Linked DNA regions of Homo sapiens: region 1 is linked to region 2. Evidence: read pairs that join two places in POLR2A ChIA-PET (ENCODE). Cell type or tissue: K562. All regions are shown on one strand. Links, peaks and the distances in the headings refer to the core of each region. The heading gives the core; the rest is flanking DNA.

Region 1 (8,144 bases), core at 2,575-5,074, 460 kb after region 2:
GGCTCAGTGTTGAACTTAAGTGAAACATCAACCTGCCCAGTGCTGCCCACCTCTTCCAGAACCCCTTTCCTCTCCGTTCACAGGGCAGGCTTTCCCCTCAGGTAGGACCAACTGGGGGTTACTGCTTTTGCTGCACTGAAATTTTTTGAAATTTGGAATTAAGTCTCTGTCCTTCCCCCAGTCACCACAATACAGGGTACACATTCTGACTCCTGTCTAGCTTTGATAGTGTTATCCATTCAAACAGCAAAAGAACAAGCACTTGTCACCACTCAACACTGATTTAGAATTTATCTGCTTGCTTTTTTTGTTTTTTGAGACTTAGTCTCGCTCTGTCCCCCAGCGTGGAGTGCAGTGGCGTGATCTCAGCTCACTGCAAGCTCCACCTCCCGGGTTCATGCCAATCTCCTGCCTCAGCCTCCCTAGTAGCTGGGACTACAGGCGCCCGCCACCACGCCTGGCTAATTTTTTTTGTATTTTTTTTAGTAGAGATGGGGTTTCACCGTGTTAGCCAGAATGGTCTCAATCTCCTGACCTCATGATCCGCCCGCCTCAGCCTCCCGAAGTGCTGGGATTACAGGCATGAGCCACCGCGCCCAGCCCTATCTGCTTACTTCTTGAAGAGGATGGCATTCATGTGTGGTGCTAATGGATGTGTATAAAATGAACGAAACTTGCAACACCTACATGAAGACCAGCGTGATATACATTTTACACACTGACACGTGATCTGCTTACGGGGGAAAACAAGTGCAGGAGTCAGTCTGTATCTGATGATCCAGGGGACATCCAAGCTATGACAAGCAAGAGCCCGGTATGCACTGGGAACAGCTGGAGGATGCACGGTGGCTTTGAATGCTGGTGACAACTTGGACCTAAAAATACTTCATGATCTTGAAAAGCTAACAGACCTACCCCTAGGGAAAATGTGCCTGCAGCCCCCGGGTCTGTCAGGAGACTGAGCAGTTCTCACATTAACATTCTCTTATAAATGGTAGGACATGGGAGGATGCTATGCTCGTTATGTTTTCTCGCTTGGAATATCTGCTGCTCTGTCCTCTTTGCTCATCCACATTTTTTGAATATGCCAAACCCCAGTCAAACGTCCGCTACCTCCTCCAGGGAGCTCCCAGTCAGAATGGTTCTCTCTTCCTTGTTGCCTCCAAATACACATGCCTATTAGTTCGGACTCGCTTCACTCCTCTATCTCCCCATCAGATGCCCAGCTTATTGAGGACAAAGAGCCTTTCCAGCCCATCTCTTTACCACACCCCCACTGCTTCCCACGGTGTTTTGCACGTGACATATGCTTGGGGGTTCCAAGACATATATCCCATTACTACATTCACACTATGGACATAGGAAGTGTCGCCATGGGTGGGGAGCTTGTCTCAGTTTGCTGAGCCCAAATGTTTGGCCAGGCTAGAATGGAAGAACTTTGGAGAAAATCTGGAGAATCCAGAGGGTCAGTATGAATTCAGCAGGAAGGACAGTGGTCCCTCCGACAGCCTCCTCTGGATCTGCTCTGCTTCAGCTGCTGTGGAGCTGGTGTGCATGGGTGGCCCAAAGGCAGGGACAAGACATGCTCATATCCTTGGAAGTGTTTTCCCTTCCGGTTCTATGGAGACTCCCAGCTGTCTGAAACTTCAAGTGCCCAAACTCAGTGATGCTTTTGGTTTGGCCCACCAGAGCAGCTGTAGCTATGGCCTGGCCCTTTGAACCAGAAGCCTGGTTCAAATCAACAGTTGAACAAGAAATCAACAATTTCTTGATAAACTTGAGTTTATCAAGTTTTCCTCTTGCACATGCATACCTTGGGCTACTCCTGACCTGCCCTCCCAGTCCATTAGTGCCCCACTTCCCCTTGTAGAGTGTACTTATAGAAAGTGCGAAAGTCTCTGGAAGGATTTCCAAAACACAGATGTGCCTCCAGAATTACATGAACATCTGCTCAGCAGAACTTTCAGACTTGGCATTTTGTCTACATCAGGAAGCAGGATTTACTCAGAGAAGGGTACACTTCTCTTATTCTGAATTTAAAAAAGAATGAGGAAGGAATCATAGTCAGAAGCAGGCCCAAGGAGCCTTAAGAAAAGAAAAGCATGAAATCATGGAAGTCTTTATAAACTCAAGGGAGAGACATTGTCCAGATTCTAAAATTCCACCATACTATGACTAAAATACTTTAATTCACAGCTTTCTTTAAAAAAAAGTATTTCCTCTATGCTTTGAAGTCTCTGTAGAGTGAGAATGACACTATCTTCTGAGTTTGTCCAAATTTATTTGAGTATGGTGGTATATCAGCCCTCTCGGGCTAAAAAAACTATATACAAAACATGCAGATCATCCATGTTAAAAAAAAAACAGGAGAAATATATAGCTAGATTGTTGAGGAAGGAGAAATGTTGGGAATTATAACACTAAAGTCCATATTAGTTAAAGTTCTATTTTTTGCAATGTATTTTTTTAAAAAAATCACTTAATTGCTGTTTGTGAAATAAAACAGAAGCCCAAATGAAATACAATTGTCTTCTGAACAATTTCCACCAACTATCTTTTTGGGAAAAAAAAAAAGAAACTTTCATTGCTATATTTTAAAAATGTCCACAAATGAAAACACAGCCATTGAACACAAAGATTATGTACAATCCCTCCCAAAGAGTATGTGCTAAAAAGCACAAAACAAATCACGACTAAACAGAGTAATCATATTTAGAAAACCTAAGATGTCATTTTCATGATCAAAATAAAGGTGGCTGAGTCATGAATATACTTCAAAAAAGCTTGAACTTTTCTTTGTGCTATAAAAGGATGATCGACAATAACCAAAACTTACATTGTTTGAATCCAAGTTCTTTTTCACCCTTCTCAATGTATAACTTCCTAGTAATATGGGACAGCTACAGAACCATTCATCATGAGCCTTTCATTAGTTAGCCAGGTCCTCCCAAGTAAGGCCACCGAAATAATCAACACAGAGGGGTCACTACATCCCGAGCTAAACCTCCAGCAAAGGAAGACACTGATCAAGCCAGACCTTTCAACTCTCAACAAGCAATGTCCCCTGTGTGACCCAGACTGCAAAGCAGAGCCATCACAATTCCCCCAAAACCCCCCCAGATGTCCAGACCTCATTCTAACCTTTGAAAATCAGAACTCTGAGAGGGAATGCAGGCCTGGGTATTTTTTTGAAGTTCAACAAGGAACTACTGCTTTAGAAACTCCTGATATAATTCTGTATAGTGTTCAGTATTTAAAAAGAAAAAGCAGCAGCCAAACACTAACCCTCATATGTGTGAAGCAGCTTTGTAGTTTTATTCAATGTTGAAACTAAAATGTCAATAAATAAGAAGTAAAAAGAATAGCAAACAGAAATAGCTTACACAGTGTTTATTTGACACTGAAACGAAGAGCTTCTGTACAATAGAAAGCACAGTGTGTGCCTGGCTCTAAGGCAGGATGCTAAGAGAGAGAACCAGGGTCAGCTGGAGAATAGACAAATGCAGAGCTCAGAGAGGTGGGACATCCAGCTCGACGAGGGAGTCTTGGGAGAAGTGAAGCAAAGAAACTTATCTGCGTGAAGATAAAAAGGTGGGAGGAAAAAAAAAGTGGCACAATGAGAAAAAAAAAAAAAAGAAAGGAAACCAAACCAATAGATGAGAGCACTTGAAACACAGACAAGAAGCAGTCATGCAAACCCCACTGCCAGCCACACCCTTGGAAGGACATCCATCTTCCCACCTGAGGCCGTCACAGGCCGCCTTTCGGCAAGGGTCCATTTTAAGAAGACCCATGAACAGAATTTAAAAACAAAAAAAATTTTAAGCTACACTCGTCTTTCAGAATATTTAATCATACTTGATGCAAAAAGTTTTTCCCAAAGAATCACCACATTTTAGCACTGAAAAAGACCTTAGAGACAGATGATCTGCTCCACCCCCTCATTTACAAATGAGGGATGAGAAGACACATTTTCTCTGGTTTCCATGGCAACAGTCATGTCTCTAGAGGCTTTTTTGTTGACTGTGGGGATTCTATAACCTCTAAGGCAGCAGGCACATGCCACTCTCTTCAAGTTACCATTTTTTCTGCATGGGTAAATGAATGACAGGTGGGCTTGGAAAATGACATTTCCAGCTTCAATGGAATTCAGGGTGATATTAGAATGAAGAACTCTGAAACATTCCAGGTTAGAATTTAAAGTAGTAGAAAAAGTTTAATGTTTAAGTTTGGTTAGTAATATGTAAATTAGTTGTATCTGTTCAAGGTTCTTCTCATGATAACAAGACTACCTACTCCAACTCTTACTGCCTAACAGTAAAATCTGGGCCATTAACTCCCAAGCTCACATTGTACAATCTGTGTTTAATTTCCCATTTATTTGACACAGGTTGTGGTAAATATTTATCGTGGGTATTTTAATTCCTTTCATAAAAACACAAAATTAAAGGCTTGGTTACTCAGCAGAGGGTTCTTTTTACTCTACCATTCTTTTTTTTCTTGAGACAGAGTCTCGCTCTGTCGTCCAGGCTGGAGTGCGGTGGTGCGATCTCGGCTGACTGCAAGCTCCACCTCCCGGGTTCATGCCATTCTCCTGCCTCAGCCTCCTGAGTAGCTGGGACTACAGGCATCCACCACCACGCCCGGCTAATTTTTTTTGTATTTTTAGTAGAGACAGGGTTTCACCGTGTTAGCCAGGATGGTCTCAATCTCCTGACCTCGTGATCCGCCCGCCTCGGCCTCCCAAAGTGCTGGGATTACAGGCGTGAGCCACTGTGCCCGGCCTACTCTAGAATTCTTAAAAGTAAAAGAGATGATCTTTTGTAGTACCACTGTTAAAGCTGTATTGGATCATGCCAATTTCCTTATCCTCAGATTCTCAATAACCTGACACTTTAAGGGTTCCTTCAAATTATATTTAACGAAAATGATTATGTTGTACTTAGTTGAATTTCAGGAAACAAATTTTGATATTTTTTGAGAAGTTCCTGTACAACAAACGGCATGGCCTTCTAGTTTTACTTGAGTTTAGCTTAATTTCCCAAAAGGACAGTGCTCAAGGTCACTCATTCTAGTTCACTGCTCTAGTTCAGCGTTTACAAAATAAACGGATTCTGAAAAGAAAATGGTTTGTATAGACAGACTTAATCTAATTGGCCTTTATATTAGCAGAAAGTGAAAAAACAATGACTATTCTAGGTTATGACAAAAAGGGTGAACACAAGAGTGCAAAGATGGAGATTAGGGAGCAAGGAAGGCATGGTGGTGAGTTTATTACATTAGCATGAGGGCAGGGTGTAAGCAGGCAGAGTGGATGAACGTTTACATGGAAGTCATATCGTTGAGAGCGTGGTCCAGCTCCTCGCTGATGGCTTTGTACTTCAGTTTCTGAGCGTACAGCTCGTCTATGACCAGGAAGTGGAAGGCAGAGGTGCAAGAACATGGAGAGTGATCAAGAAATGGAGGGTGAGTGAGGGTGGTGCGCGCACCATCCCAACACAGCAGCAAGAAAAGGGCAATGCATGAAGGGGTTGGTGCCGCAGCAGGTGGCCAATGCAGGAGGCGTGCGTTTTGTTTTAAGTAAATTGAAACAAAAACAAAGAGAACAAAACCCATTAGAAAATAAAATGAAAAAGACTCAATATGAAAATCCTAACAAATATGGTAGGTATATCAGTAAACCATGTTAAATTGTAAACGAAACCACAGAAGGCTGTCTCCTGGTGAGGGGAGGCAGGGGCTAATGGAACATCTTTCTTTTGCAGAGCTATATTTTAATTACACTGGAGTAGTCAGGCATCTGCAGCTATAAACAATGGGAAAAAAATGCAAGGGCAGTGTTTTGGAAGAACAATTTGTGACTACAGCCTGTAGTCCTTATCTGGTTCCACCTTCAAACCACTGACTTCCTGACCACACTAGACCACTGGGATAGCGATTTCTTAGTGCCATTTAAGCTACTCCTGTGGTCTTCCCACTCAAGCTGCCTATTACTGGTCCAGGAGGCTTGAAAAGCAATGGGCGCCACACTTTATATGGCAAGTCTGCAACTTAGTTTTTGTAATGCTGCAGGTTTCATACTTTGCTGCACTTTGGCAGATCATTTTGCAACCATTTGTCATTCTCTCTTCTCCACTATTTTGGTTATTATCTGCACCAAACACTAGTTCCTTCTCTAATCCCTTCTGTGATGTAGATATTTGTCTTTTTTCTTTCTTGTTCACAGCTAATCCTTCACAAGCTTCAAAGCTCAACATTTAGGATATCTGTGAGATAGAGTGGTTATTACTAAAATAAAACCTAAGTGCCTTAGGGAAGAAATGCTTAAGTATAATTTTTCCCTCCTCCTTCAGGATATAAAGTATTTTGTTAAGATAATATATGACTTAAAATAACCCCTAAATCCTTACTTTGAATTCATACTTGGAAGAAGATGGGTTCTTCTAAAAACAAGACCACAATCACCACATCATTCCCAATTTAATTAGGAAGTAACACTAAAGATATAAAATATACTAGAGTCATTCTCACCAATAAGCACCTCACTCACAGTGAAAAATAAACCTGCCACACTTGTAATGAGCATGAAGTCAAGCTGGATGGCATTTGCCACTATGGCTGGTGGCTAACTAGTCACCTCGTGAGCAGAAGACTTAGGTTCATGAGTTCAAGAGCCACAGAGAAAAACCCCAGAGGACACACAGGAAGAATGTGCAAGTGCAAAGGAGCGTATCAATGTGGATGCCCTTGAATTGGAAAATTGTTTTGCCAGGTTGGTATTCAACCATAAGGATTAAACTAAAAACACTACTTAAGATCTTACCTTCTAAGTCATCAATGCTTTTCTCCAATTTAGTTACTGACCTCTCCGCAAACTCAGCCCGAGTCTCAGCCTGTAATGATTTATTTGAGTTAAAGTTGGGAAGTTTTATGTTTCCTGTAGCTACAAACATAGGGAAAACTAGAGGATGAAAATGAAGCACATCACCTATAAAATGGATCAGAAACTACTTGTCAGTTTCAGTCACCTCTGTGAGAAATGGCAGTTAGCACAGTACATAAACTCCAAGGCGACCTTTGAATATTCCTGACTTGGATCATTGGAACTTTAAAATGAAAAGGCCCTGACCGGTTCCATGAAAACAAACTCATTTAAAATCCAGTTGGCTTCATCCACAACTCTCATATTACCTCCTTCAGCTTGTCGGAAAGGACCTTGATCTCTTCCTCATATCTGTCTTCCTTCTGCGAGTACTGTAATTAGAAAGAGCATTCCAGATGTCAGGCTGCAGCTCAATCTACTCATGGCTTCTCATGCAAAGAACTCGCCAGCTCAGCCAACAGATGTTAAGGATCTCTTAGGAGGTAATGGAACCTCTGATATCAAATGGCACACTGCAATACATTCTCTGCTTTCTTGCCTATTGTTTTACATGGGATAACAACAAGATAACTTATCCACTTGGCACTTGGTTTAAATTAAATTGATGCCTCATATCCCTAACATAAAATAAATTCTCTAGTTAAAAAAAAGAATTTGTTATCTAGTAACTCTCCAAAAATCACCTCACAATATTGCCATTTTACTAAAATGTCTACTGTAAGTGTTGCTTTCTGGCAGGGCCTCTTTTGAGCAGCTCTTAAAAGATGCCTTTCCCCCACACCATCCTCCTGGCCTACCTTCTCAGCCTGAGCCTCCAGTGACTTCAAGTTGTTCGTCACAGTTTTCAATTCTTCTTCAAGCTCGGCACATTTGCTAATGTTTTCGATCAGAGGCAGAAAGGGTGGGAGACAAGCCAAAGGAAGGAGGAGAGAAAAAGGAGAGGGATGGGAAAAAATGAAAACTGAGTCCTAGAGACGAAGGGCTGCCTTAAAGTAGCCAAATCATCAGGTATTAAAATGTTTAGGTTTTCCAGGAACACTGCCCCCCAACCTCGCAACAGCAGAAGGCAGGGTGACCAAATCCAACAACTTTGAAGTGCGATAATTTGGCTCCTTTTTTGGCTGCCCAAAGAGCATTTATGAAGGGAAAACAAAGGAGCATAAAGGACCAAGGGAAAGCACTTAAGGCAAGATATAAATAGCAGAGGGTGAAGTGAAGGTGCAGTCGTTATACCAAACGAACCAGGAGGCATTGGAAGCTG
Region 2 (16,580 bases), core at 5,627-8,126:
GGAGTTTTTACATAATTTCTGTCCAGCAGACTCCAAAGGTTACAATTATACTACCCTGTAGGATATTAACCAGTTTTGTATCTAACCTACCAATTTTATTTCAATGTTTTTTTCTTCACTGTCTATACACACTCAGTTCCCAAATACTCTTGGAGCCAGCTTTACCATCTTACTACTGGTTCCCTCATTAATGAGTTAAATAAATCTTTGACTATGTTCATCCTATATTTGCATGAGAGGAGGGGACAGGAGGTGAGAATAGGAGAGCACAGTGATTACTGCCTGAGGGACTCTACAGTTTGGCCAGTACAGAACTTTAGTTTTGAACATGAAAGCTTTGAGTGGTGAAATCCCCTTCTAGTTGCCAAAGGCCTTCCCTTTTCTTAGTGCATTCGCATATTTACATTCAGTATGAGGGCCATCCTTGAAGGCACTGAAGGCATTTTTTACTCAACTGGGTCTAATTTTGTTACATGTGCACGTAAACCACATGACAGAAAGGTGCGGAAGAATACCTACCAAACTGCTAAAACAACTCTGTTAGGCAGGTACTTGGGAAGACTTATTGTGAGGGAGACTGCTGGCTTTTTATTTGTACTCCCCTATGGTGTTTGCCTTACAGCAATGAGAATATGATGTTTTTACAGTTTGAAGAGAAAGCCCAATAAAATGTATCTTACAAAATAAAAAGTAAACTAGTACACAGCTTACTTGAACAGCTATTCATGGTTTGAGGTATGATTTGGAGTACTGAGATATTATGAATATTTTGTTTCTCCAGTAAAGCTTTTTTCTCTTAGTAAATATTAAGAACTTTGGGGCCAGGTGCACTGGTACGTGCCTGTAGTCCCAACACTTTGGGAGGCCGAGGCAGGCAGATTGCTTGAGTCCAGGAGTTCGAGACCAGCTTTGGTAAAATGGTGAAACTCCATCTCTACAAAAAATACAAAAATTAGCCGGGTGTGGTGGCACGTGCCTACAGTCTCAGCCACGTGGGAGGATCAATTGAGCCCAGGAAGGTGAAGCTGCAGTGAGATATGACTGCACTACTGCACTCTAGTTTGGGTGACAGAGCAAACTGTGCCTCAGGAAAAAAAAAAAAAAAGATGGATGTAAGGAATGAAGGAAGGAAGGAAGGGAGGGAAGGAGGGAGGGAGGGAGGCAGGGAGGGAGGGAAGGAAGGATGACGGTAACTCAAATCTGGGAGAAAAAAACTCTTATAGGTTAATATTATCCTGAAATAATTACGTTACAATAGTAAGTTTAGGCCCAAGGTTGTGTTTTTGTTTTGTTTTGAGAAAGGGTCTCACTCTGTCGCCCAGGCTGGATTGCAGTGGCATGATCACAGCTCACTACAACCTCTGCCTCCCAGGCTCAATTGATCCTCCCACCTCAGCCTCCAGAGTAGCAGGGACTACAGGCATCTGCCACCACGCCTGGCTAATTTTCTGTTTTTCTTTTTGGTAGAGACAGGGTCTCACTATGTTGCCTAGACTGGTCTTGAATCCCTTAGCTCAAGCAATCCTCCCTGCCTCAGCCTCCCAAAGTGCCCAGATTATAGGTATGAGCCTCTGCACCTGGCCTAGGCCCAAGTTTTTAACTACCCAGGATATTTTTTTAATTATGGAGGATTTTTGTCCCTCCTTTGTACGAGGAAAAAGAAATCTGGAGCAGAATCCCTGTGACTTTGCTTTGGGTATGTTTCCTACCAAGTGTTCCTTTCTTCCTCACTTTAGGGTTGTAAACCTACACACAGTACACACAATTTGGTGATCTCCTTTTCCCCACTCAAGGTGCATGAACACATTTCTTCATGTTCCTGCATTTAGAACAGGGTATTATAAAGCTAGTCTTATAATATCAACTATCTCACAAGGCTTTAATTTTTTTTAATTTCTCAATTCAATAACACATTTTAAAAAACCAAAAAACTCTAAGACTGAGGGGGTCAAGAGAATGGGAAGTAACTGTTTAATTGGTATAGAGTTTATTTTGGGGTTATGAAAATGTTTCGGAACTAGATAGAGATGGTACTTGTAAAACAATTGTGGATGTACTAAACGCCACTGAATTGTTCACTTTAAGATGGTTAACTTTATGTTATGTGAATTGTGCATCAATTAGACAGACAGATACGTAATGATAAGGAGAGAAAGTAAAAGGGAATAAAGTACTGACTTCCAAAATCATTGGAAACAAGTGACTATGGACTGTGCCTTTTAATATATCTCAAAAAAAAGAAAAAAAAAAAAACCACTTTACTACCTGCCAAGTGTGGTGGTGATTGCATCTGTAGTCCCAGCTACTTGGGAGGCTGAGGCAGAAGAATCACTTGAGCCTAGAGTTCGAGGCCAGCCTGGGCAACATACAGTACTCTCTGAGGGCATAATACAGTCACACCAGATAAACATTTGAAGGCTAGAAAGATACAGAGGATAGGGTATTATGAGGGATTCTGAAGCCAATAAATGGCATTGCTTTGGGGAATATTCACTCTGTTTATACATGCTTCATCCAAATTAAGAACCTTTAATGTACCCAGGACAAATATAAAATAGACTGAAAAACACTGGCTTTAAATTAAACTCTCAATTATTGTTAAGAAGAGAACAGGTAATTGTACAAATAAAAGAATACTACAGATAATCTTAAAACCATTTATTTTAATCACCTTTAGGGGGACTATCTTATTATAAAAGGTAGTTTCAATTTATAGATAGATGAGATTCAAAAGTTTACCTGCAGGATAAACACATTTCCCATGGAAACAGTATTAAAGGTTTCCAGGGTCGTCTGTAAAGCCCTAAATGAAACATAATATAGCTGAAATACTCATATACACACACATACTGATACCCACACAATAAAACCACACAGTAATAAAAATATTTTTAGGCTCTGAATATAGTATCTATTTAGCAAAACATAAAAATGTTAAACCAAAGTGTTTATTTTTTTAGTCTTAAATGCTGGTACATGAGAGAAAGGGTGATAAGGATAGACACTTGTGAAGGCTTAAAAAGTTAAGTCTGGGAATTTATAAGGGCTCTTTAATACATCCAATTACACTTCAAGGTGATGTCAGGGAAAAGGAAGCCATGCAATTTATTTCTCACACTTGGCCATAGCGGTGTGACTGGGAGTCTCATAAGTGAAACTCATCTTTTACTCAGATTGTAAAATTTCCTCAAACCAAGATACCCCGTCCTCCAGCAAATTTCTTCGGTTTACTTGGATTCTTCCAACCCTGACTGCAGTGTCTCACTTCTCAGTCCAGAGGCTGATACTCACTAGGCTCCTTTCACTGCCTCCTCTTCAGCTACGGCTTCAGAATCTTCCTCTGTCCCTGTTCTCACCTCAGCCTCAAGCTCTTCAAGATGGCAGGAGGGCTCCTTTGCATGGAGGAGATGAAGAAGCTCTATCCTCTCCTGAGCTAGAGCCATTCTCCAGAAGGTAGAAGCTATCACATATGCTGGGCCATGGAGAGGGTGGGAAGAGCCCCAGCCTCTAAAACATGTCTCAGACTCAAGTCTTCCTCCTAAAACCACTTAAACATTTAACTCTCCTGAAAACCAGATGAGAACCGAAGGCACACAAAGGCATCTAAGTGACCTAGAGGCCAAAAGTGGTTTAGTCCGTGCTATACGGAAGGGCAGATGGCCCTTTATCAAGAGAGACCGGAGCAGAAACCAGGGAGTTCTGTGCCTATAGAGGCCTAATTAATCCATGCATCTTTTCAGGTTGTGTTCACAAGAAAAGGAGTTCTTAAAACAAAAGCACATCCACACTGAATATGTTATTTCTACATAGCCACTGATCTTCAATATCCTGTTAGTATGCATACAGAGAATCTCATAATAGAGGATATTTGATATTCGAGGCCTACCAACAAGTCTGGAATTCTAAATTTTTGGACAAAACATCATACATGACCGCTTATGACACAACTTCATCACTGTCTCTACACAGAATAGTTTAAGCACATGGCACTGACAGGTAAGCCATTTATAGTGCATCCATTATTCACAGCTGTTTCAACTGGGAGAGAAGGCTCTTTTTCTTCTCAAGAATTCAGAAAGATGAGGATCAGATGACCGGGATTCTAGTTCTGGCTCTACCATTACTAGCTACAGAAGAGAGAACATCACTACCATTCTGGGTCTATTTCCTTAGTGTAAAATGAAGAGTAGGTGATGATCATGTCCCCTCTAAATTATAAAATTATTCAAAGAACATGCTGGGCACAGTGGCTCACACCTGTAATCCCAGCACTTTGGGAGGCCAAGGTGGGAGGATTGCTTGAGCCCAGGAGTTCAAGACCAGCCCGGGCAACACAGGGAAACCCCATATCTACTAAAAATAAAAAAAGATTAGGCGGGCATGGTGGTGCACACCTGTGGTCCCTGCTGCTCCGGAGGCTGAGGCGGGAGAATCCCGTGAGCCCAGGAAGTCAAGGCTGCAGTGAGTCGAGATCACACCACTGCACTCCAGTCTGGGCGACAAAGCAAGACCCTGTCTCAAAGTAAAATAATTTAAAGAACATAAGGACTGGCAAAAGTTAGATGAAACAATCATATCATCATCCCCCATAAATAAAATCCTTCCAACTCTACTTTCTGCCTAAGTCTCTTAAAAGGCTTAACAAAAAGATTAACTGCTAATGTAGTATAATTTTCTAAACCAATGGTTTTCAAGTTTTTTCTTGCCTCCCATCATCCCTGAGACACAAACACATTGCCCATCAGTAACAGCAACTCACTGCAACAAGGGTGTGGGAAGTATGTGGAATCACTGTTCAAGATCATTACAGACAAACATGCTGCTACAACAGTGAAACTCAAGAACCACCCGCCTACACAATTTTTAAAGTGCAACACTCTAAAAATATTAGCAACCCATAAGGAAACATCTAGGATATGTTTTTTAAGCAAGTTCATTTTCATTTAGTTAACATTTATATAGTACATACTGTGTGCTATATACAGGTGCTAATTAATCTTCTACAATCCAATGAGGTACAGACCATCATTTGGTCTGTTTTACAGAAGAGGAAACTGAGGCACAGAGCAGTACTGTAACTTGCTAAATTACTAAGTGATAGGGCTGGAAATTAAACTCATAGAGTGTTTCAAGGCACTGACTGTTGCAAAGCAGTCGTCCAGGAAACTAAAACTTTTGTTTTAAAAAGATAACATGCTATGTGTTTCTGAGTCTATGTATGTACTACATACCGGCATATAAATTTTTTAAAGACTGGAAGTAGCTGTTATCAGCTATGTAAAAGGAATAACATGGGGATAGGAGCCACTATACTGTTAAAAGTTTTTCAAACAGCATTATTTCTTTTATAATAAAAATTAAATTTAAAGTGTTTTAAATTTAAAGATACTGGTATTATAAAGTCCTAATAAAATGAACTTATTCTAAATTTTCAAGCATGAGTGGAAAGTTAAATCAAAATCCAAGATTATAGCTCTATGGATTTGTAAAATTATAATCAATGAAAATTTTGAAATTTTGCAGCAGTTATTAAAACACACACATACATCGTGAAAGTATCAATAGTAAAACTGTTATTCCTCTTAAAACTGGAGGATAGGGCAGTATCATCATAAAAATTCTATAAACATTCCAGTACATATAAGTAAAAATATATTCCAGACGGACCTAACTTACCTTCCAAATGAAACATTTTTAGATGCTTAAAAGCAAGACATAAAATCTTCTGTACACTATAAATCCTCTCTGAACTGCATGTTCACAAGCCTATTCTATGCTGAAATTTCAGAAGTCTCTTCTATCTATAACTTGAGTCCCTTGAAATTATTAGGGGGAGGAGTTGGTAAAGTCACAAAAAGAGAGCAAGAACTGAGCCATAATGTAATCCAGAAAAGAAGGAATCAAGCTACATGAAGCAACTGCCAAGGTGCCCAGGCAGTCCGAGGGCAGCCAAAATCAGTGTCTGATGTCTCCCCAGCCCCAACAATGCTGCTCATTCTGAAAGAGGATGGTTAGGTTCCCAGGGAACAGGGCAACAGGAGAGTTCTCATAAAGGGCAACAGGAGATACTTAGGGTCAAAGGGGTGACCAATATAGAGCTTGGGAAGCCAACCAGAGGTCCTGATACTGGGGAGGAGACCAGGCATGAGCACCAAATCCAAAGTGGTCAGAAGTGGCCACCTGGGACTCAAGGGCAAGATCACAGAACCAAGACTGAATTCAGGTCCAAGGCAGGAAAGATAAAATTATGAAGCAAAGTTTATCTTGGTTGCCTTTCCACTTTCCCATGAAAAATTTTTCCACTTTCCTCCTTCTGGGGGCTCTCTTTTGCCTCTATCCCTTTCTTATTCCTGACAATCAGTCTCTTCTGAATCATTATATAAAGTAGGCTTACATTTGCTGGTAAAGTCAGTTCAGCATTTCTTGTAACAACCCTCTCCTTTTTGCTTAATGGCCTTGTGGTAGATTAAAGATGGCCACAAATTCTTTGACATTCTTCCCATGGAGAGACAGGGTCTATGTCCTCATTCTCCGAATCTGGGCAGGCTCTGTGACTGCCCCAACGCACTGAATATGGCAGAAGTGATTCTATGTCAACCTGCAACTCCAGGCCTTATGAAATCCACAGCTCCCTCTTGCTATTGCTTGAAATGCTTGCTCTTGGGAGAGCCAGCCGCCATGTAAGAAGTCTAATTACCCAGAGACCAACATGCTGAGAGAAGCCCAAACCATGTGCAGGGAGACTGGGGAGATTATGACACCACTGGGGGACAGAGAGACACCAAGGAGCACAGAGGTACCAGACAGGTGAGTTAAGAAGACTCCAGAACATCCTCCTCCAAAGTGTCTTCTTAACACACGTCTGGTAACTCTGTGAGTCCACGTTCTCCACCTGATGCAATCCCAGGCAAGTTCTTCCTGAATTCTTGGCCCACAAAATTATAAGCAAAATGAAATGGTTGCTTTAGGCTTCTAGGATGTATGGCTGTTTGTCATGCAGCAACAGATAACCAGACCACCACTTAACAGAGGGAGCAGTATCAGTGATGCAGCATCATCCACACCCACCAAACAACTCACTGGAATGACTGACCTGTTGTTTAGGAAAAGTGAGGATGCAAAAGAAACTTCAGAAGGTTTTACCCAGTAGGATTCAAAGCTATCCAATGACTATACTACTCCCTCTACAACAGAAGTAGTGAGAGTAAAGACTTGATATTTATCTTCAACTAAGCTGCCACTGTCCTTTGGACTAAATCTTTGTGTATCACATCAATATTTTAATAACTCAAATCTAGATGTGCCACCTCTATCTCAGGACAACCTAATTCTTGAGCACAAACATCATTCCTAACAATAACTCAGTAACAAGTAAGTTTAAAACCTTCAAATTTTCAAAAGCACTATTTCCATAGAAATCCCAAATTCTAGGTAAAGATTCTTAAGAAAGTGCCATAAACAGTGGCAGAAATTCCTTTTGTCTTCATTAAAAGGCACAAATCCTTATCCTTCCTTCCTTTTGCTTCTTTGGATTATGTTACTTAATAAGCATTCTAGGAAACCCCAGGCTTTACTGAAGGTTGAACTTGGAAAAATGCTTCTAAATAATTACAAGACTTGAGAACATTACTCATTCTGCTTCTATTTCTCTTTACCCCAAGAGTTCTGACATATTCCTCAGCCAGCATGACTTGATCCCCATCATGCCCAGCAATGCCTGATCCCAGGCCTTTGTAAGCTGGAACTACTCACAATTTTCTCACAAAATTCCTAGCAAATTGTTCCACAACTGACCTAAAAAGGAAGGGGCACAGTGACCAGGAAACTCTGCTCCACATTGTTTTAGCTGAACTAGCCAAATTCCTTTATCACCTGCCCTTGAACCCTTCGAGAAGAATTCCTTCCCTCTTTTATACAAAAATGTACCAAACAGAATGAGTTGCCTTTGTAGGAATTTGTTCCACTGCAGACTCAAAATAAATATGATACAGGTCATGTGACTTGTATCAAGCACGGGCTTCAGAACCAACTGTCTTAAAGTTGTAGCTCTACTATTTTATTCTATGACCTTACGCTAAGTTCGTTCCAGAGCCTGCCTCCTCTCTGTGAAATGGGTCAAATCCCACCTTCTACCTCACATGGCTATGGTAAAGATTTCATGAGATAAACTACATAAAGTGCACACAGCACAGGGCCTAATCAACGGAAAGCACTCAGTGAATGTCAGTTCCATTCCCTCAAAATCCTCCTACACCAGAATTAAATTAAATTATATTCAAAACACCAAATACTCAATTTTAATAAGCTTATTTCAAAATTGATGTAACTGTTATAACCACCTTAAATGTCAGAATCATTAAATTTTACGTATCTAATGTAAAATACTTCAGGAAAAATGCATTTTAGAAGCACATTTTAACAGATAAGGTTTAGATAATAGAATGCCACTCAGGTAAAACATTTAAGTACAGAAGCAACTCAAGTGTCAAAACTTTATTAGAATACATCAAACTCAGAAGTATTCAGAAAAGACATTAAATCCTGGTTCACTAATCTCATCAACCATAATATACCCTTGGTATCTACTTCATTTAGTGCACTGCCAGTACATTATCAGTATAGCAATGAATAAAATGTCAAAATTCAAATGAACAAAGATGCTAAGTTCTTTAATGTGAACTGTTCTATATTCCAATATCCAATAAAATGGGGTTACAAGCCAAGTCACTTAGAAATACATTTTAATTTCTAACTTTGTTTTAGCAAAGAAGTGAGTAAGAATTTCATATCACACCAGATTTAAGATATGGTTATCAGCTTATCTTTATGGACAAGTAGGTTTTAACCTCTACCCTAAATAATTCAATTCCTCTTCACTCTATTACCTGGTTCTCTTTAAGGAGCAATATCCTTGGTTTAGCAACATCCTTAGAGGCTAATTTTGAGACTGTGCTTTAGCCTACTTTCCCAACCTTTCCCATGTCAGGGCACGCATAGAAAATATCTGTATGACACATGCACATTAACTGAAGAGGCTTCTCACAGCCAGAAATGATTTGTCTGGGAGCACAGCCACCTCTAGGCTGAGGGGATCATTTATTTCAACACATATGTAATCCACTTGTGGCCCCTCTGATGGGAAGCTATGCTAGCCAACCTTTTACGTGGTTATCTAGCAATGCAGGAGGACGTCTCCCTTCTACTCCAATGTTCACTAGCTGGAACAAAAGACTAGAAGTCATTAATCGCCTGAGAGGACTGGGCACAGTGGCTCATGCCTGTAATCCCAACACTTTGGGAGGCCAAGGCAGGAGGATCGCCTGAGACCAGGAGTTCCAGATCAGCCTGGGCAATATAGTGAGACCTCGCCTCTACAACGGGAAAATAACTTGAGCGTGGAAGGTAAGGGCTGCTGTGAGCTAAGATAGCGCCACTGCACTCCAGCCTGGGCAACAAAGCAAGATTTTGTCTCAAATAAACAAATCACCGGAGGAGACCAGCAGCAGCATCTGGGAATCCAAGATGCCATTCCTCTGACGATCTACAGTTCATAACCATCAATCCTCTGAGGCCTATCAGAGAAAACAGATGCTGAAATCCTTATTTCTATCCCATGTATAATTGTCTTGTCCTACTGCCATTCTATAACTCCAGGGAGTGGCCACTCAACAGTTCAACATGAAGGAACCTCTTGTGAATTAAATTAAATGGAAGAGAGAAGTATCCGAAACAGCTGGTCTGAGCCGAGCTGACAGAAAAGCACTGATGAGTGTGTACAAGGAACAGTTAACTGCTTAAAATGAACCCTGACCCAGGGCCTATGATCGGCTACTACTTGACTAAAAATGTCCCCAAGGCTACTTCCAGCTCTCTAATTTCAAGGTTTCCCAACAGAAAAATAATTACGATAGATAAGTATTTCACTTCAACAGCCTTGGATACATTTCTAAGACCACAGTGGAAGTGTGGAGTAGGCAGACAAATAGCTTGAAGTATTATCTTACATATTGCTGCTCACACAATTAAAAAGTTAATTTTTTTGTGTGTTCTTCCCTGAAGATACCTGATAATACAAAAATATCTTTGTACAAGGGTATTAACTGCTGCATTATTTGTAACTACAAATATTGGAAACAACCTAAATGCCCACATATAGGAGATGGGTTGAATTCACTGTCGCACATCCACAGATGGAGTACTAGAAGCTGTTTTAAAAAAGAGAATAAGGAAAATTCCTACAAACATGGAGTGACATCCAGGATATACAGCTAAATGAAAAAAAAAAAAAGTCCAAAAGAATGTATCTAGTTTGCTATCTTTTGTGAGGGAAAAAAAGAAAATACCCACCTGCTTTTCTTTACAAAAAGAAACACAGGAAAGATCAATCAGAAATTAATGAAATTGGTTGTCTACAGGGGGTGGGTAGGAGTGAGCGGCCGGCATTAGGTAGTGACATTGCTTAGCACAGCTTTTTGTGTAGTTTTAACTTTTGGAACCATGATAATGTTTTATATACTCAAAAAGCAAAATAAAATCAGTAAGGATGAGATTTTAAAAATCTTAAAATGGGGCCAGGCATGGTGGCTCATGCCTGTAATCCTAGCACTTTGGGAGGCCAAGGTGAGCAGATCACTTGAGGTCAGGAGTTCAAGACCAGCCTGCCAACATGGTGAAACCCTGTCTCTACTAAAAATACAAAAATTGGCCGGACATGGTGGCCCACGCCTGTAATCCCAGCCACTCGGGAGGCTGAGGCAGGAGAATCGATTGAACCTGGGAGGCGGAGGCTGCAGTGAGCCGAGATTGCATCATTGCACTCCGGCCTGGGGACAAGAGCAAAACTCCATCTCAAAAAAAAAAAAAAAAAAAAAAAAAAATCTAAAACAGAAATCAAACAAACAAATGAACAAACTTTATGTTAAATAAGTGTATTAAAAGGGAGACTAAAACTAAACCAAATAGCTTTTTAACATAGTACTTTTTATGTTTTCAGTATACAGACAAAAAGAACTGTAAACAAATTTGAACTTGAGTTATAAGGGGTTTTCTTTACAATGGTATGGGTTAGCAATTCTGGAACTATTTTCTCTGATTATAGAATTGTGCAAATGAGTACACACTCATTGTAGATAATGGGAACCAGTTCTTACTGTTGGAGAAAGGTGTTACAAATATGGAAAGGGGCAAGACTAGGCTTGTGGTGTTGAATGAAATTGTAGGTATCAGTATAAAATCATGGTGATAAACACACAAATACACACAGACATAAACAGATGTAGATATGCTTATTTATTTATATTTCTCAGCTCTACTGTGCTGAGAGATCTTAGTTTATAAACATTATTCCCAGCCAAAAAGAATGAGGGCTACTTGGAGAAATGGCTAATTCCAAGGCTGCAACAGGCTAAGTACAAGATGAGCCTGGAACATCTTGTGCGAGAAAGTAAAAAGGGCTCAAAGAATGACGGCGCGTGCCCAAATCACAGCTTAAGGGTGCTCCCACCAGCTAAATATAAGCTAATTTGAGCCTCAAAATAAATAATGATGAGTACCTTAGAATAAAAAAAAACCGAGTGCTTATTAAGATAAGTAAGCAAATTAATAGTAAGCAGGGGAGAAAGTTCTTTCTTATAGCAGAATGCCAACTAACATGTAAAAGAATTACGAGTCAGAAAATCATCACCTTGCAATCATCCTACTAATAACTGATTCAGGCAAGAATCATCAATGGATGTGAAACTACTGGGTAAAACTTTGGTAAGAAACGAGGTATATACATAATCTAAAAACATTTCCCACAAATTACTTCTTAATAGCAAAGGAGAAAATAGTAACTTTATAGCTGATTAACCTACCAAATATTACCTTAATAAAGTAATCAAAGTTAGTATCACCAAAAACAAGACAGACCAACTCTTGATATGATGCCTGAGAAGACACAACATTACTTTTGTGGTATTCCTACCAAAAATGCATTACCTGAATCTAACCATGAAGAAACCTCTGAAAACTCAAACTGAAGAACATTTTATAAAATAACTGAAATGAACTCTTCAAAAATAACAAGACATTATGATGTTAGAATAGAAAAAAAAAAAGCCAAAAGCCAAGACATGAAAAACAAAGGCTGAGGAACTATTGGAGATGAAAGAAAACTAAAGAGCTATGACAACTAAATATAACACATGATCCTGGATTAGATCCAGGGTGGCTGGGGAGGTAAACAGAAAGGAGTAATAGCTATGAAGGCCATTGTTGGGACAATTGAGGAAATCTGAACATGGAATGTGCATTAGGTAACAGCATTCTATCAGTATCAACTGTCCTGATTTGACCAATATTCTCTGCTGATTGAAAAGAAAGACCCGGCCAGGCGCGGTGGCTCACGCTTGTAATCCCAGCACTTTGGGATGCTGAGGCGGGCAGATCATGAGGTCAAGAGATCCAGACCATCCTGGTTAACACGGTGAAACCCCATATCTACTAAAAATACAAAAAATTAGCCGGGCGTGGTGGTGAGTGCCAGTAGTCCCAGCTACTCAGGAGGCTGAGGCAGGAGAATGCTGTGAACCTGGGAGGCGGAGCTTGCAGTGAGCCGAGATCACGCCACTGCACTCCAGCCTGGGCAACGGAGCAAGACTCCGTCCCAAAAAAAAAAGAGACCTGTTCTTGGGGAAAAACAAAACTATGGATAAAGGAGTGTTATATCTGTAAATTAATAAGGGGAAATATATAAACAGAGAGTAAATATATACATGATAAAACAAATGAGGCAAAATGTGAACGACTGGCAAATCTAAGTATACGGAAGTTCTTTGTATGTACTATTCTTAGCAGTGTTTCTCTGAGTATAAAATTATATCAAAATCAAAAGTCTTTTTAAATTCTGAGATTAAAAATCTGTGTCCTTTACTTCCAATTAAGATCATACTTTTTAAAAACTAAAACACAAGGGAGAAGGTTAAATTACCAATGTACAGAGCCAAAAATCCTATAAACCTGGCACTAACTTGCCTTCATTAATGAATGATGAGCTAGTCCAATAAAAGTATTACAATGCATTAACTGCAGTAGTCCCAATGACCTTACAACTTTCTTTCACAGGCATATACCTATCCAAAGCCTGGCTTGTGATCTGACTTTCCAAGCAAGGTCGAACCCCCTGGCTTGCCTATTTTCTCTGCTGACTCTGATAACAGCAACAATATTTTGTTCTATTTATCAGAGAAGGTAAATCTGAATATAAATTTTTATTCAAATAGATTAATGTAAAATTTCAGTTCAATGATTTAACTCTGAGTAACTAATAAGATCCATTTCTGATAGGGCAAAACACTGTGCCCTAAAAACAGGATTACAAATGATATACATTTAAAAATGGACACTAAACTAAACGTGGCAAATTCTACTTAGCTCTTCTCCCACCTAAGACCCACTTAAATGACAATAAAGGAAAAAAACAGATACAAACCCACAAAGATAAAGAGAACAGTGTGAGGTAACCAAAGCAGACAAAAGATTTCAACAGCTTTTTGTAAGTGAGAAAGAAGTTAGGGGAGCAATAACAATCTTAGTAGTGCAGAGGAAGCTATGGCCTGAGTGTCAGCCAGGAAGAATGCAGATGGGAGGAGCTCTAGGTATAGGGACACAGCAGACAGCAGGTAAGGACAGGACTGAACACAAGGAGACTAGGGACTCTAAGGACAACTGAGTCATGGAACTTCTGCAATCTGATCTCAGAACATCAGTGGCCAGGTGCCCACCTCCCAGAGGGAAAACCGAAAAACTCAATGGTACCAGAAAAAATTCTCAGCACAGATATGAGTGTCTTCCTCCAATGAAGGTGACTTGCTCCCCACCTCACAGTGAAGCCCACTGTGGACAAGCCCCACCCAGTTACAAAGCTTTTTACATGAAAAAGTTCACTGTTATATGAAAAGACAAAGACAAAACAGATCTTTATAGAAAACCTCCAATCTGAAAGAATCATTTTAAAAAGAAAAAGAGGAACCCAGGAGAAATAGAAACCATACAGGGAGCACAGCAAAACTTCAAAACCAACATACTCTGAACTGCTGGAGTGGTAAGAGAAGATACTGCAAAACAATAGCAAGAGGATATGTGAAAAAGGAATGATTGGGAAATGAGAAAGAGCTCTTAAAATTTTTAAATACAATGATCAAAATTCAACAGAAGGAATGGAAGAAAAAATATCAAGGAAATTGGGGGGAGTGGGGAGGGATAGCATTAGGAGATATACCTAATGTTAAATAAGCCTAATGACGAGTTAATGGGTGCAGCACACCAACATGGCACATGTATACATATATAACTTACCTGCACATTGTGCACATGTACCCTAAAACTTAAAGTATAATATAATAAAAAAAAAAATCAAGGAAATATACCAGAAACTAGAACCAAAAGGCAAAGAAATAAGAAAATCAGAGACTACACTCAGGACACCCAACATCCAACTAATAAGAGTTCCAGAAAGAAAAAAAAGAATAAATTGGGGGATATAAGTATGGGGGGAGGAGCACACTATCAAATTTATAGTACAAAAAAATGTCTTTTAACTCAAGGATGTGAACCTATACATAAAAAAATCCCTTCACTTCCTATTAAAAATAAAATAAAAAAAAAACTACCCATGCCCAGCCATATTTTGAAATTTCAGAATACAGAGGATGAAAAGAATACCTTAAAGAATTATAGGAAAAAGAATAAAAGGACATATGTGGAGGAGGAAATCAGGAAGGCATCAGGTTTCTCAACAGCAACTCTGGGAGCCTAGAAACAAACCAACAATGCCTTTAAAACTCTAAAGGAAAATTATTTTCTTACTAATATTTTCTATTCAGCCAAGCAATCAAGTATAAAGGTAAAATAAAAATGTCAGACTTGCAAAGGCTCAAAAATTTACCTCCCTTAATGTGCCATGCAATTAGAGAAAAAAAAATTACCTCCTGTGAGAAAGGAGCTTGATGTACTCCAGCAAAACAATGAAATAAACCAAGAAAAACAAGACATGGGATCCAAGAAATAAGGGATCTAATATTATAAGAGAACAACAGAGGGAATCACACGATAAAAACTGTCCAGCCTGGAGAACTATTTCAAATGACAGCAGAGGTCAGAGGGCTCTGGAAAGGATTTTAGAAAAGAGTTAGTGCTTGGAGATTATCTAATCCGTTGAATGGGTTAAAAAATAATATTCACAGACCTTTGACAGGTTTAAAGGAACATTTAAGAGAAAATGTGTCTAAGGTAAACTAAGCAATTTTTAAAAGAGGCAATTATTGACTCAAGAAAAAATAAAATGTTGGACAAGAAAGAAAAATGAATCACTATAGTAACCAAAATATGTAATCTAATTATATTGGGAAATGGAGAGACTGAAGGGCAAGTGGTGCAAACACTGAAGTCTTCATTTACCACAGCAAGATATCAAGGAATAATACCTAAAAATGACAAATTAAGAAATAACAGAGCATTGGTTAGAATTATGCAGGTAAATATGAGAGAGAATGCTAAATAGAGCCTACAGAGATTGTCTGTGGACAGCAGGACTGAGAGTGGAGGCGAGGAAGACTAAAATTCTATTTTAAGCCCTTTGATACTATTACCTGTCTCTGTATATTTCAGAAATGTGTATTACTGTTCTGAAAACATGAATTAATCTTCATATGGTAAATTGATGTAACATAACAATTCATGAAATTGCTCAATTTTTATCTTTTTTATTAAAAAGTCTAAAATATATTACACAGCATAAAAATTAGAATAGCAGTTTATCATTTGGGGTCAGGCACCTACTGAATTCCTTATTCCCACTGCAGAGTTAATGATATGTGTCCTCCACTAGCAAATGTAATTTCAAAGCTGGCCAAAACTTGTCATCTATATGTTAAGAGATCCAGATACCTACAGAGCCAAAGAAGAGAGGGGCATCTGGTCCTGCTGACTTCCCACACAGAGGCAAATTCTGGTCCACGGGGCTGCCCCCAACCCCCAACTGGCTGTAGCATTTTACTCTATTTTTAAATGGATTCCTTATGCTTTCACCATGAAATGGAAACAACATATAGAAACAATGTGTGTGAAACAACATATTCTCAAAAACTGTAATGCACTAAACAAATTTGTTATGGTTCCTTCTACCACAAATTCAGACTTATTCAGACCTATTTTGGTGAAAAACACCTAATGAAGCTATTATGCCACTCTTGATCTTCATTTTAAATACTGGAACTGGGCTCCTCCTACCTCTAAACGAGGGGAAAGGATAGTGGGAGGAAGGATAAAAACCACTAAAGCCAAAGGAGATTACTAAATCAGAGTCAAAATGGGCCATTTTTGCCTTTGGAAGACCAGACACAAATAGCTTCAAAAAATTATTAGGAGCTCAAATTGTTTCAAAAATAACTTTCCCTATGAAGCTGATCATATAGAAAATAAAAACAAAAGCCATGAACTACTTAAAAATTCTGACATCTAATATCTTCATTTATTTAATACAGCAAGATCTGATGCAATTCCATGCTGTTGCCAACAACCTGAGTAAGCAAGTCCATGGT

What was found. Peaks named below come from ENCODE experiments on the same cell type or tissue, not always from the same donor. Only the 100,000 strongest peaks of a DNase experiment are listed, where the experiment ranks them.
Region 1: POLR2A ChIA-PET joins it to region 2 with 5 read pairs; 1 of 35 experiments calls an interaction of 5 or more read pairs at or near these places.

The regions. Positions count from the first base shown.
Region 1 is chr15:63,061,325-63,069,468 of GRCh38, reverse strand. TPM1 (tropomyosin 1) reads right to left here. Exons shown (of 10, transcript NM_001018005.2): 6 at 7,681-7,756; 7 at 7,192-7,254; 8 at 6,824-6,893; 9 at 5,327-5,405; 10 at 3,291-3,573. The coding sequence ends at 3,570. Among named protein-coding and RNA genes, the nearest start is that of TPM1-AS, 16 kb to the right of the region's middle. In K562, for the core only: no CTCF peak of the experiment used is centred there; a DNase peak (open chromatin) is centred at 3,984.
Region 2 is chr15:63,514,852-63,531,431 of GRCh38, reverse strand. All of the region lies in intron 1 of USP3 (ubiquitin specific peptidase 3), which reads right to left. Among named protein-coding and RNA genes, the nearest start is that of USP3, 19 kb to the right of the region's middle. RefSeq lists an enhancer at 448-497. In K562, for the core only: no CTCF peak of the experiment used is centred there; a DNase peak (open chromatin) is centred at 7,011.